Linked DNA regions of Homo sapiens: region 1 is linked to region 2. Evidence: chromatin contacts called from ENCODE Hi-C data. All regions are on one chromosome and are shown on one strand. Each heading gives the region's core, a stretch centred on a gene start or an enhancer-like site at or near the end of the contact. The rest is flanking DNA. Distances are from core to core; before and after follow the strand shown.

What was found. Hi-C counts contacts between places; a loop is a spot of excess contacts on that map. Pooled maps may share reads with other maps.
Region 1: a map of gastrocnemius medialis shows a loop between it and region 2 (2.5-fold over the local background). The contact joins two enhancer-like sites. A Hi-C loop is called at or near these places in 4 of 168 maps with a recorded cell type or tissue (aorta, chondrocyte, gastrocnemius medialis and 1 more) and 3 of 50 pooled maps.

What each region holds. Positions count from the first base shown.
Region 1 is chr10:94,128,706-94,135,300 of GRCh38, reverse strand. PLCE1 (phospholipase C epsilon 1) reads right to left here. Exons shown (of 33, transcript NM_016341.4): 3 at 2,842-3,127. Among named protein-coding and RNA genes, the nearest start is that of PLCE1-AS2, 23 kb to the right of the region's middle. Within about 2 kb of position 1,885, at least 8 of the 41 ENCODE cell types and tissues checked have a DNase peak (open chromatin) inside an H3K27ac peak, as active enhancers do; they include gastrocnemius medialis and psoas muscle, where a contact is called at or near this core.
Region 2 is chr10:94,212,102-94,218,918 of GRCh38, reverse strand. All of the region lies in intron 4 of PLCE1 (phospholipase C epsilon 1), which reads right to left. Among named protein-coding and RNA genes, the nearest start is that of PLCE1-AS1, 72 kb to the left of the region's middle. Within about 2 kb of position 5,523, at least 10 of the 41 ENCODE cell types and tissues checked have a DNase peak (open chromatin) inside an H3K27ac peak, as active enhancers do; they include gastrocnemius medialis and psoas muscle, where a contact is called at or near this core.

The sequences.
Region 1 (6,595 bases), core at 636-3,135, 80 kb after region 2:
TTTGAAGACCCATCTTTTTTTTTAACTTAATTTTTTTAAGTTGACAAATACAAATTATATATATTTGTAATGTACAACATGATGTTTTGTAATATGTATACATTGTAGAATGGTTCAACTGAGCTAACTAACATATGCTTTACCTCACATACTTATCATTTTTGGTGGTGAGAAACCCATCTGGTTTTCTAATGCATTTTCTTCCACTGCATGTTAAAGGAATATGTTTAACTGAGGCACGTAAAGACTTTGAAAACCAAATGGGAGAGGATGCTGAAATTGAAAAATGTTTCCAAGATAGTAAGTCAGAACTACAGAAATAAGCTTGGAGCAGAAGGCAACCAGCTAATTGTATTATTCAGCAGGAGTTTCTAGAGGGTTCTCAGAAATCACCAAAGAGCTTCAAAGCAAAAAGTTAAAGAAACTTCCAACTCTTGCATAAAACGCCAATTTAAAGATAACACATTAGCTGACAGTCTGGTGAGTGTCAGAGCTAGAAATATTGATCTATGAGGTTCTATTTCGAACAGGGAAGTGCAAATACAATTGAAGTCAAATTATGATCAGGGCCATAGATGCACACACCAGCAGCTTCCTTATTTCTCTCCACAGACCTGTGGAAGACTAGAGGCGTGCCTGCCTTGGTTGGGCAGCCTAGAGATCCGTTTCTTCCTACACACTACTGAGCACAAAATGAGTTAATAAAAACTGTATACATTTGTCATGTAAAACATGATGTTTTGAAATATGTATACCTTGTGGAATGGTTCAGTTGAGCTAACTAACATATGCTTTACATACTTATCATTGTTTGTGGTGAGAAACCCATCTGGGTTTTTAATCCATTTTATTCCACTGATTGTTAAAGAAATATGTTTAACTGAGGCACATAAAAACTTTAAGGCCATGTGCAGTGGCTCACACCTGTAATTCCAGCATTTTGAGAGGCCAAGATGGGCGGATCACCTGAGGTCAGGAGTTCGAGACCAGCCTGGCCAACATGGCAAAACCCCGTCTCTACTAAAAATACAAAAATTAGCCAGACGAGGTGGCGTGTGCCTGTGGTCCCAGCTACTCGGGAGGCTGAGGCATGAGAAACTTGAACTTGGGAGGCAGAGGCTGCAGTGAGCCAAGATCATGCCACTGCACTCCGGCCTGGGTGACAGAGTAAGACTGCATCTCAAAAAGAAAAAAAAAAAAAAAGACTTTGAAAACCAAATGGGAGGGGTTTAGTCTACACATGTTGATTAACTCATGGGATAAGGCCCTGGCATACCATCACAAGCATTAAAACAATGCCAATTCCACATGCCAATCTCAGCCCAACTTCCTGGGAAGAGTATGATGAAGAATGCAGGCTTGGTACTCTCTAGGTGCCACATCAGAGGGGAGAAACCTTGAGTCTTGTGTGTAGGGAAAACAGCTTACCACCTAGAGACTATAAATTCCATGAGGGCAGGAATTATGTTTTGTTCCTTTTCCAGCACCTAACACCTAATAGGGGCTCAAAAAATGTGTTGAATGGCTGAAAAACATGAAGCCATTAGTGTTCCCACACCTTCTGTTATTCTTCATTCATTTATAACCAATCCCCTGAAGTTCGGGCAACTCCAGAAAACAAACCAACTTGGCACCCAACATAGTACACAAGGAGGTTACAGTATTCCTCTTAGGCCTGTCTAGGGGTGTGTGTGTGGGTAGGAATGGAGAAGGCTGAGGATCAAGGAGGAAGGTCATTGGCCTGCTGGCCTTGGGTCTCAGGACCTGCTATGGAGGGACAATAGCTGCTGTCAGATTGAGTTCTGGCAACCCCCAGGCAGTGGAATGCTGCTTTGCATGGTCCCTGTCTGGTTGGCAGCTTCCTGCCAGGGAAGGCTGCCAAGCAGCTTGTGACAGCTATGCAGTGTACAAGTTTCTGAGGTTGTTTGGTGCACTGCCATTTCTGACCTGCCTGTCTGCTGCTCATGGGAAGTAGCTGGGAAGTTCATATGCCAAGGGACCCCACACTCCATTGGCTTTCATCTTTCAGTGGGATGCCTGCCTATCTTGTCCTTTAAGATGGGAGTAGCTGGAAGATGGCCTTTGGCTTTTCTGGTCAATAGACACCTATTAATTCTATGTATGAAGGAGATCTATATTTCACTCTGCTCCCAACCACAGTGGGTTTTCAATATGACTGCTTGACTATATTTGTTTCCTAGCATCTTGTCATAGTAATTGACATTTGTCATAAACTACCACTAGGAGAAACTACCTGCCTGAATCATTTAAAAAAAAATTAAAGATAGCGTTTTAACCATTTACTTCATTTGAAAAAAAGTTTCAAAAATCTTTTTTTTTTTTTTTTTTTTGAGATGGAGTCTCACTCTGTTGCCTAGGCTAGAGTGCAGTGGCGTGAGCTCGGCTCACTGCAAGCTCCACCTCTCAGGTTCACACCATTCTCCTGCCTCAGCCTCCCGAGTAACTGGGACAACAGGCGCCCGCCACCACCCTCAGCTAACTTTTTGTATTTTTAGTAGAGATGGTGTTCCACCGTGTTGGCCAGGATGGTCTCGATCTCCTGACCTTGTGATCCGCCCGCCTTGGCCTCCCAAAGTGCTGGGATTACAGGTGTGAGCCACCGCACCCGGCCTCAAAATCTTAATGATTACTATTTGGAATGTTGACACCTTAGGGGATTTTAATAAGGGACCACCTTTTTATATTCTCTTAAAGAAGCGACTTTTACTTAAAGTTGCTGAAAAGTGAACTTAATTTTCCATCAGGAGATACATAAATCTTAACTTAGATCCTTCTCTGTAGTCAAAGATAGAAAGTTAAAAGTGAAATTTCAGGCATTACCTTTCAGCATCATTCGTCCAGTGGATCCTCCAAAAGTACTGAGAAGGCCACTTCTTGCTCCCAAAGACGTGGTTGCTTCTAGGAGAGAACCGGTGATGTACTGCGATATTGAAGTCCTTTGGAGGGTGGCGCGATACTCACATACAGTGTCTCGGACACATTGCTTTAAGCATGGACCAACGCTTATCCTTCCATGGGCTGTCTCGGAGGCTGGGAGCTTGGTGAGGAAATGGAGTAGAGATCCAACTGTATTTTCTGTTTCTTCTCTTCTCACTGCATTGTAGATCTGTGAATAGCACAAAGTACAGGAAGTATTAATCTAGTTTCTTAGGAAAGCAAATTAACTTGTTGACAAAATGCCAAGATGACTTATTAAGAAAGAAGGCTCAGATGCTCCAAGTGCAAACACTCTGAGCACTCGGCTCATGCATTAACCTGAACATTCTACAGACACCATCTATTTGGAAAAGCTCTGTGTAGTTATAAAATAGGTCATTCAAACAACTCTGCTATCAAACAGAGAACTTACAAGTCATACCAACCAGAAATACATTCAGCTCAAATTTCTCCTCCTCAGCAGAGCAAAGCTCTTCTGCAGAGAGATGAAGGCAAACCTTTCCTTCTGGTTTTCCTGGACATTACTGAATGACTGTCCCAGGTCTGTCTCCCTCCATGGAGTGTTTCAGCCTGACTTTTATGGGAAATCTTTTCTCCATGCTTAAACTGAAATGAGGATGAGAGGGTCATGGGGAAAGAGAACTTCCCTATTTCCCCTTTGGGCATAATCCTTCAAACTGTCAGCTGAGATCAAAGTATTTGAATCATTTTTTCTCTTCCTCCTCCCTCACCTCCCATATCCAATAAGTTGACAGATCCTGCTCACTCTTCTTGCCCCATCTATGTCACTGTCACTATCCTGATTTCTTCTCCTTTTATCACCCGAATTCACCAAGCATTGTCTCAAGAAGATTGCACTGTTAGGACAGGTTCCTAACCATGTCTCCAATCTATTTCAATGCAGTCATTCAATGTGCATGTATATAGACCCTGCTCTGTGCAAGGCAGTGTGTTGGAAGATGTGGGGAAAGTGTGAGGGGCAGCAGACACCTCTTGTGCTGCTGCAGGATTTCACAATCTTCGATGAGGCCTGAAAATTATAAGGTTTGACATTATTGAAGGGAGGACTTGGAATTTGTCAAGCATTCTGAGAAGCCAGAGACTTCTGGATAGTGTATAAACAAACGGAGGAGACACATAACATGCAGTGAGGTAATCCAGCTCTCTGATGGGGGAATAAAGGTGCTGTCTCTATCATGCTGTCTCTATCATGTCACCTTGAGCACCTTGCCTTGGCTGACTTGTCATTCATTCATCAAACCAACAAATAGTTACTGTTTATATACCAGAAACTATGACAGGGCTGGATAAATAAAATAGTTTCTCTCCTCAGAGTTCACAGTCTAGTAAAGGAGACAGAAAAGCCAAGAGCTTAGAGTAGGGTGGAAATGAAGGTCACCTCCTTCGGTGACACTGACGAATGGCCAGGGAGTAGAAGACTCTCACTGCCCTGCGGGCCAGGCATGTGCCCCCATGATGTTGCATCCTCCAAATCTCACTCAAGAGGGCCTCTCTTGAGCTGTGCTAGGTCCTTATGATACCCCAGAATGCACCGAGTCCTATGATATTCAAACTGTGTAGACCCTAACTAGATTTTATCTGTCTTCCTCTGTCTGGTGGTATATATTTGCCACTTGAAGGCACAGTGTGATTCTTACCTTTAATTCTCTGTCATTAAATTTCTAGTGGCCAGCATGGCCATGGAGATGGTGTGCTGGGACAGAAAGAGCCCAGGTTTGGGGTCAGGTACATGAGGTCAGGTACACCTGACTCGACCTTCACCAGATAGAGAGCTGGTCATTAAGTGTGAACAAGCTGACTTGAATGTTTCAAGACAGCTCCCTCCTCTGTAAAATGGGAATAATAACACTATTCTTAGGGAGATTCTGGGATTCACCATGATAAACATGTAACATACTCAGCCTAGTGTCTAGAAATGATGCTCTTTACTGTTGAGCAAGTCTATAAAAGAGAATACACTCCTTTACCCTCAATGAATAATAGGTGGTTGTATAACTATAGACCACAATCTATGAAATGCAATGTGATTGGAGTTATGCCCTTGCTCTTCTGTGTTTCTGGGCAATATTATCCTAACCCTATTTGGGTGTACTGTGAGGGCAAATGGGGGTAGAGAGCTGCAGATCTCAAGACATAGTTTTATTCTCTTGGCTCCAAATCATACAGGCCATCTCCAACACACTAAGTCCCATGCAAGTCCTTCAGAAGTAACTGATCCAGTTGTGTAAGGAAAAGAACTGACTGGTAGCTTGATGGCTAAGGAAGGCTTAATAGGCAAAGCAGGGTTTGACCTGTGCCTTGGAAAGCAGGCATTTCTCTAACTGGAGCAGCTGGGGAGACAACTCACCATGCAAGCAATAAGGACAGCCAGTGGAGTTTAGAGCAGGGAGTAAGCATAGGAAATAACTGGGGAATGAGAAAGGCCAGGGAACAACTGGGGAATAAGAAAGGTCAGCTGGCCTGATAAAGGAGACCTGGAATGTTAAAGCAAGGAGATTTCACCCATCAGAGGAGGGCACCCCTTGATGCTTTTTTTTGTTTTTTGTTTGTTTTGTTTTTGTTTTTGTTTTCGCTGGTTTGTTTTCAGCAAAGGAATAATGCTAAAATGGTTTTGTCTTAAAAAGATTACTAAGCTGGCAATTCCTAGTTCCTAATAGGTTGGCCTACTTTCTTTACTTGCCAAGCTGCTGCGCTGGCTCATTGTGCATTTGCTCACTACCATGTGCATTCCAGTCTCCACATCAGGCCTCCATAGACTCCCAGTGACTCATTCAGTCTCTTATCCAGCTTTTCCAAGGTGTTTTCCTCAAAACATTCTATCTACAAGGGATTGTATGACCTAAGGACTCCTTGATCATGAAAGTTTAAAAAATCTCAGTAAATCTCTTCTCCTTTTGGAGATTTACATTGCATAATAGAATATTAAAGACAATTACGAGAGTCAGAGTAAACAAAGTATTTTAATTTGCTTAACTATTTCCCATGTTATTTGATCATTTCTTTAAAGAACACAGCCTGTAGACGTAGTGCTGTGCCAAATAATTAATTTACTTTAATCTAATAGCCTTTTCTTATTCCCATTTCTTTGCCCTCTGCAGAATCTCTGAAATAGGCAATCATCCATCCTTCTTGAAGTCTTTCATCTCTTGTCATCTCATTGTTCCATCTCCGCCTTATTCTGCATCTCCCCTTCCACCTCGGGCCTTCAGGACAGTTATAATGCAATAGAAAGGTGCCAACAAGTGCCTAATGTAGGGAGGTCACAAATCAATTGACCATGGGCCAGATTCAGTCAACAGACCTGTTTCATCTGACATACCCTGTTTAAATTCAGGAAAGCTTTACATATACATCTGAAGTTCCAGCATCTCCTGAATAATGAAACAATCTGGTAACACTGAGCATTCCTACATGGTATCAAATGGCTAGATCTTCTACTGTTAGATGGGGCATGAGTTCTCCACTGGATGCCAGTGCCCACCATTCTTTAGTGACCACACCTGGCCAATATCTGGTCACCATTAGTATATGTGTTTTTGACCCTGTCTTAATAAAATACAGATACGGATGTAGATATTTACAACATGTACTGAGCTCCTCCAATGTGTCCTCTGTG
Region 2 (6,817 bases), core at 4,274-6,773:
ATAGTCAGATTTTTTATAATTATATATAAAATTATTATTTTATAATTATATATAAAAGTATGATTGATATAATAATTGGATAATTACTTTACCATTTATATGCTGTCATCTTTAGAAATCTGGTTCTTCTACCACTTCTTGGTCCCAGTTGCCCTCCCAAAGCACTTTATTTATATCTCTGTAGTAATGCCTATTTTTTCCACAAACAGTTACTGCATGCCTGTGAATTTGCCTGGAACTATGCTAGGCATGAGGGTGGGAGCAGTTAAAGCAAGTATAAGAAAAGTAAGAAGCTACAAATCCGTATCCATTTTCTGTTCACTAGAACAGAATTGTAGACAAGTCCCAATTCTAAGCTGACAGAAGTATTGGTTTATGTCATTATAATACTATTTATGATCTTCATTTTATTTTATCTACACATGAAATTGTGGGTAAGGAGATAACAGAGTTTCCTAAGGATGGTATAGCAGAAAACATGCAGACCTAAGAGAAAGAACCCAAGATTCTTGAATTCCAAGCCTAACTCTAGCTGGAAATCATACGGAATTCACTTAACCTATCTGGGCTTTACCTAACTTACCTGTAACATAAATTGAATAATCACTAAGATGTCATCTGGTTATAATATTTTTAAAACTAACAATGTAATATACATACTATAAAAACCTAGTGTTCTTATTCTAGAACTCCATTAATTATTTTAGAATGTGTTAAGTATAACTGTATCACACAGAAAGTGTAATAATTCATGTTATCCCAAAACATTAAAAGAAAAGTGTGTTAAAGCCAGCAACACCAATGGATATGGATTTGTAGACATCATTTGCTTCATTTGTGCTAAGATGCATCATTATGAAATTTTATTTTATATTTACTGAAAGTGCTCTTTTAGACTTATAGTGACACCAATTTCTATAATATCTTACCCTTGTGTATAAGTAAAAATAAAATGTAAGCAAAACTAAAAAAAAAAAAAGTAAGAAGCATACTCTGTCTTGCAATTAAACCAGTTGTGTATATGTCCATTTTCTCTAAATTGTCACCTCCTTGAGGGTAGAGAACATGTTATTCTGGGTATCTTTCTATTGTTTGCAGAATGGCTTGCCCACAGTTTGCAAGAGACAGTTGATTATTCTCAAATTCTTCAACTATAAATCCCTAAATACTGTACTCAGAAATTGGGTTCTAAGTTCACTAGAGTTATTTACTGTTTTAAAATCAACTAGGGAGAATATTTTCACTGAGATTTGCAAATACCATGTCTAGTTAAATGGAATTTGGGGAATTGCCAACAGCTATGCAGAATGTGTTATCCTCTTCTCTCTCACCATAGTTAATTGAATTGAATGGATCATTCCTTGTGAAGCCAATTATTAAATGCTGTTCAGAAGTAAGCCTCATCTCATGCAGAGTCTCCCCTTTTGTAATTGTATTAATTGATGGCCCTAGAATAGGGTCCTACTTATTTCATCCCACTTTAATATGATGAGATTAAAATCCATCACTAACAGTTTACATAAAATGTCTTGATATAACTGAGCTGTTAGCTCCGAACTATCCTGATCCTATTGTGGGACCATTTATAAATCAATTTCTTTTCCTCTTTGCATAATTTTCATAATCATAATTACAATAACAACACTCTCCATGTAAATGGTAGGCTTGTGAGAGGGACGCTGCTTATCCTATCCTTTCAGCTCTACAAGGCTGGTACTAATACTGCTGCCATTTTACAGATGAGAAAGGTGAGATTCAGAGTGAGTAAACTAGCTTGCCCAAGGTTACACACCTGCAAAGTAGGAATGAGCCAAATCAAAAGCCTGTGCTTTTACATTACCATGCTACTGCCTTCCATTTTCTCTTTTATGAAGATTAGACTCAACAGTAAATTAGACTGTTTGCTAATTTACTGTTGAGTCTAATCTTCATAAAAGAGAAAATGGAAGATAGTAGAGCATGGTAATGTAAAAGCACAGGCCTTTAAATTTTTAAAGCTTTGCTCCCCACACAGCCACCCTGATCTACTGGGCAAAGAAATGCCTCAGCAAACACTGTGCGGAGCTTAGCTCCAGAATCAGAATGATGCAGCCGAGTCGCATTCCCTTTAGAAACAGAATTTTAGCATTCTGAGAAGTCACAGAGAATGTGGCATTGGTGCTTACCAGTTGCTTACAAATGTTCCTATTCTGTCATGTATCTAAAATTTTAAGTTTCCTATGACATGCAGAGTAGGACAGGGTCCTTCTGAATTAGAGAAGAATGTGTGGGAGAAGGCCTGTGAGAGATTCCATCCCTGAAGCTCACTCACCCAGACAGCTAGGTATCCCAGGCAGAGGCCAGAAAGTCAGGGTATACCCCCTAGTAAACCTCACCCCAAGCTGCTGCCACCTCTGGACTGCCTGCTCCCTGCAGCCCCTTCACTCCAGCTAAGTCAGGGAACTTCAACAAATATATACTTGTTCAGCAAATCATTCCTGAGTGTCTACCCTCTAGAGCTCGCACTCCAGTGGGCACTAGAGCACATGATGAGCAAGACAAACACAGTCCCTACCCTGCCAGGAGGTGGTGGCATCCCAAGCCTGACGTGTCCCTCCTCAGCTCTGATCTGCTTCCTATAAGGAGTGCTCCTTTACCTCTCCTCACCGAGGAGATCTCAACTGGGCAGTGCTGACTCTATCATTGGCTGGGTTTGCCCTTTTCCGACATCAGTGAAATAACAGTGACACCAAATGCTTTTACAGAGTCTACTTAACAGGTATTAATTCATTTAATCCTACAACAAGCCTATGAGGTATATGTCCTTATCATTTGCATTTTAGAAATGAAATTGAAGCAATCACTTGCCTAAGATCATAAAGCTAATTAAAGTGGTGAAGGTGGGATTCCAACCCAGGCAGGCCGGCCCCAGAGCCCATGTACTCTGCTGGCATGTATTGGTTTTTGAATGCTGTGTTTCTTGTGGCTCTGTCTTGGCCTATTTTATTTTATTTTATTTGAGTTCGGGTCTCATTGTCACCCAGGCTGGAGTGCAGTGGCATGATCATAGCTCACTGAAGCCTTGAACTCCTGGGTTCAGCTGATTCTCTCACAACAGCCTCTCCAGTAGTTGGGACTACAGGTGTGTGCTACCATGCCTTGCTCTGTCTCGGCCCTTCTCGAATCTCTTCTTATGCTACATCCTCTCCATATATGTTTTCCTTCACTAACTTTCCTTTACCCATCCTCTCTCTGCTGCTGGCTCCAAATGTCTAGCTCTTATCTTGTATATCCAAGAATGAACTGGACATTCTTACCTGGAGGACCCAAAGCCCATCCTGTTTCCAGTCCTTAACTCCTTCACTTTCCATTCCCACATCCAATTAGCTTCCAAGTAGCCCAGATGTCATGTTCTCCAGGAGGCCGTCCCTGAGCCCTCAGATAATTAATGGGTCCTCTGTGCTAATATAACCTTCCTGCTGCACTTTTTATACTGCACGGTGACCACTATCCCCCTGGACTTTGCCACTGCAGATGGAGCTCCTTGGATGCAGGCATTGTTTTACTCATCTGTTTCCCAGCACAAGTGACATAAGTGAGAGGTGTTTGACAACATCTTGTTTTGAGTTATGCATAATACATTGCAGCCAACTCCATGTTGGTGCTGCCCTTCCCAGAAGACTGTCCAAGCACCTTACTTGCCCAGGGTATCTGGGGACTCCAGTACAGGAAGTAAGGCAGGATCATTTACCCTAGAGCTCACAGCCCCAGAGCTGCCTGCTTGATCTTCACCCAAGAGGCTCAGAAGGCTAGTGTTGCTGGGGAAGGCAACCAGGGGAGCCATGACATAGAAGACCTATGGGCAGTTTGGTCCATGACTGGAAGACTCCATTTTCCCTGAGATGATTGGGCAGCAGAGGGTGAGAGTGTGGTGGGTTTCTCATCTGCACTGGAATGGGCTGGACCCATTCTGAGGTTCTCTGAGTGAAGGACAAGAACATAGCTTACGCAAGTACCCTGGATGGGGAAGCCTCTGGCCACAGGCCACACTACTTAGGAAAAGGGGACAGGTGAAGGTTGTCATCCAGGGCCACTGAGCAGGGTCACGATGTTTGGAGACCATGCTGTGATTCACTCTTGGTCCTCGGGCAGGTGTGCACCTGTCACTGGTAAGCAAAAGTAAGCCCGCAAGTCACTTTTTCACTTGCGGTGAAATGCAAATTTTCACCAATTAGAATGTGAATGGTGAGCAAGTAGAAGGAGACCGACAACCAGCCAACAATAATGATGGAGCAGGAAGGACAGAGCGGAAGGGAATAAAATGGTGTGCCTGTGTTGGCGTACATTCCACTGAAAACAAATCTGTGTGAACAAACAAAGGATATTGGCATCCCACCAAGATCAATTCATCCTGGCCCCACTGGACACTGGTAGATAGAACAGACCATTAAGAAGAAGATAATTAAATCAGCAGTCTGTCCAGTACATATATGTTGGGTGAGCATCTGTGAATGAAACTCGTAAGGGAATAAATCTGATGAAAACTGGAATTCTAATCTCCTCAGCTTCTCTGTTCCAGTGGGGAAGAGAGTGTATGTAATCACTCTCCTCAGGGTGAAGATCAAGTAGGCAGCTCTGGGGCTGTGAGCTCTAGGGTAAATGATCGTGCCTTACTGCCCGTACTGCAGTCCCCAGATGCCCTGGGCAAGTAAGGCACTTGGACAGTCTTCTGGGAAGGGCAGCACCAACATGGAGTTGGCTGCAATGTTTTATGCATAACTCAAAACAAGATGTTGTCAAGCACCTCTCACTCATGTCACTTGTGCTGGGAAACAGAAAAACACAGGATGTGGAGCCAAAGGAATGTAGGTTCATTTCTTGGCTCTGCCTTTCACTATTTCTGTGACCTTGAGCAAGTTTCCTACCTACCCTGAGACTCTTATTTCCTCGCTCATAAGATGGGGATAATAAAATGCCCGGTATCATAAGGAGTGTGGTGACTAATAAAAGCGATGATAAATATAAAGTCTCTTTATATTCATAAACTAATAAAAGGGACGATAAATATGAAGGGCTCCGGTGCTTGGAGAGGAGTAGTATGTGCTCAATAAATGTCAACTAATACTGATAATTAAAAAATAATAAGCAGCTCCTTCTTCAAGATGTAGCACTTGTGGAAACAATGTTGGCCTTTTTATTACAGGGCCAGCTTCCCTTCACTGTTTAGCAGAGAGGGACTTTCCAAGGATTAGATTCTCCAAAAGAATGATCCTTCATTTCTTTCAAAGAAGCCAGAAAGGAGAGGCAGAGGAAAAGGGGCAAGAAAAATGTTCAGAAAGAACATATCAATGGAACATCCAAGGAAAGTTGGCAGTGAAGGGTGGGAAGCAGAAGAGGAAGAGGTCTGGGTCAGGGCTCTCTGAGGAGGTAGGGACACAGGGACATGGCTTGGTAGGTGGGGAAGTCCTGGAAAAATAGCTGTGAGTCATAGACAGGTTCAAAAAGGGCAGCCACCCTGAGAACCCAGGGCCTTTGTCCAGGAAACATCAGGTACACTGGACTGTGGTTACAACATTTGATGGGCTGGGATTAAACCACATCACATGACATTGGCTGTTTCATCATCTTTCTTGCTTTTTGAAAAGTTCATCATCTTTTCCAGGCAAAGAACAGATCCTAATTCTGAGTAAAAACTAACAGAGCTGTACATGAAAGGCAAAAATTCTAGGGTGTTCAGCACAGGATAAAAATGCTGGATGTGTCCCACCAACTACCTAAGATATAAACAGTGAATGTCCTGAAATGAGATCCTGTAACTGGGGAGTGGTAACCGCACTGGTGGAGCAAAGCAAAGGAACTTGAGACTGACAGCTGAGAGTATGGAATTCAATTCGGGGAGTCAAACAAGGGCCCAGCAGCCTGGCTGCAGCACTTCCAAGCTGCACTTAGTACTTAATTTGTCTTGTTTGTTGACTGGCCTGCTTATTCATATGCGGCAACCCTCTGCAGCATTTGATTTTGAAATCTTGATGAGCAGATTGATCTGCCAATTTTGAATTATTCCCACATGTTCTGCACAAAGTAGATGCTCAATAAATATTCTGGAAAGTGTTGTTATCCCTTTCTGCTCCAAAGACCCCAGACAGAAACAGATCAGCAATGTTTTGTGGTAATGTTTCCCAAACTGTGTTTCAGGGCACATGTTCTACCCAGATATTAAGTATTAAATATTTTGTGAAGAAAGTGTCTGGAGCCATATGACTTCAGGAAATTCTAGGATAAGCATTTTGGGAGGCTGAGGTGGGTGGATCACTTGAGTTCAGGAGTTTGAGACCAGACTGACCAACAGGGTGAAACCCCATCTCTATTAAAAATACAAAAATTGGCTGGGCGTGGTGGCTCATGCCTGTAATCCCAGCACTTTGGGAGGCCAAGGAGGGTGGATCACAAGGTCAGGAGATCAAGACCATCCTGGCTAACACGGTGAAACCCTGTCTCTACTAAAAATACAAAAAATCAGCTGGGCGTAGTGGTGGATGCCTGTAGTCCCAGCTACTCTGGAGGCTGAGGCAGGAGAATGGCGTGAACCCGGGAGGCGGAGCTTGCAGTGAGCTGAGATGGCACCACTGCACTCCGGCCTGGGCAACAGAGCCAGACTCTGTCTCAAAAAAAGAAAAACACAAAAATTAGCCAGGTGTGGTGGCATGCACATGTAATTCCAGCTACTTGGGAGGCTGAGGCAGGAGAATCGTTTGAACCTGGGAGGCAGAGGTTGCAGTGAGCCGAGATCACGCCACTGCACTTGCACTCCAGCCTGGGTGACAGAGGGAGACTCAGT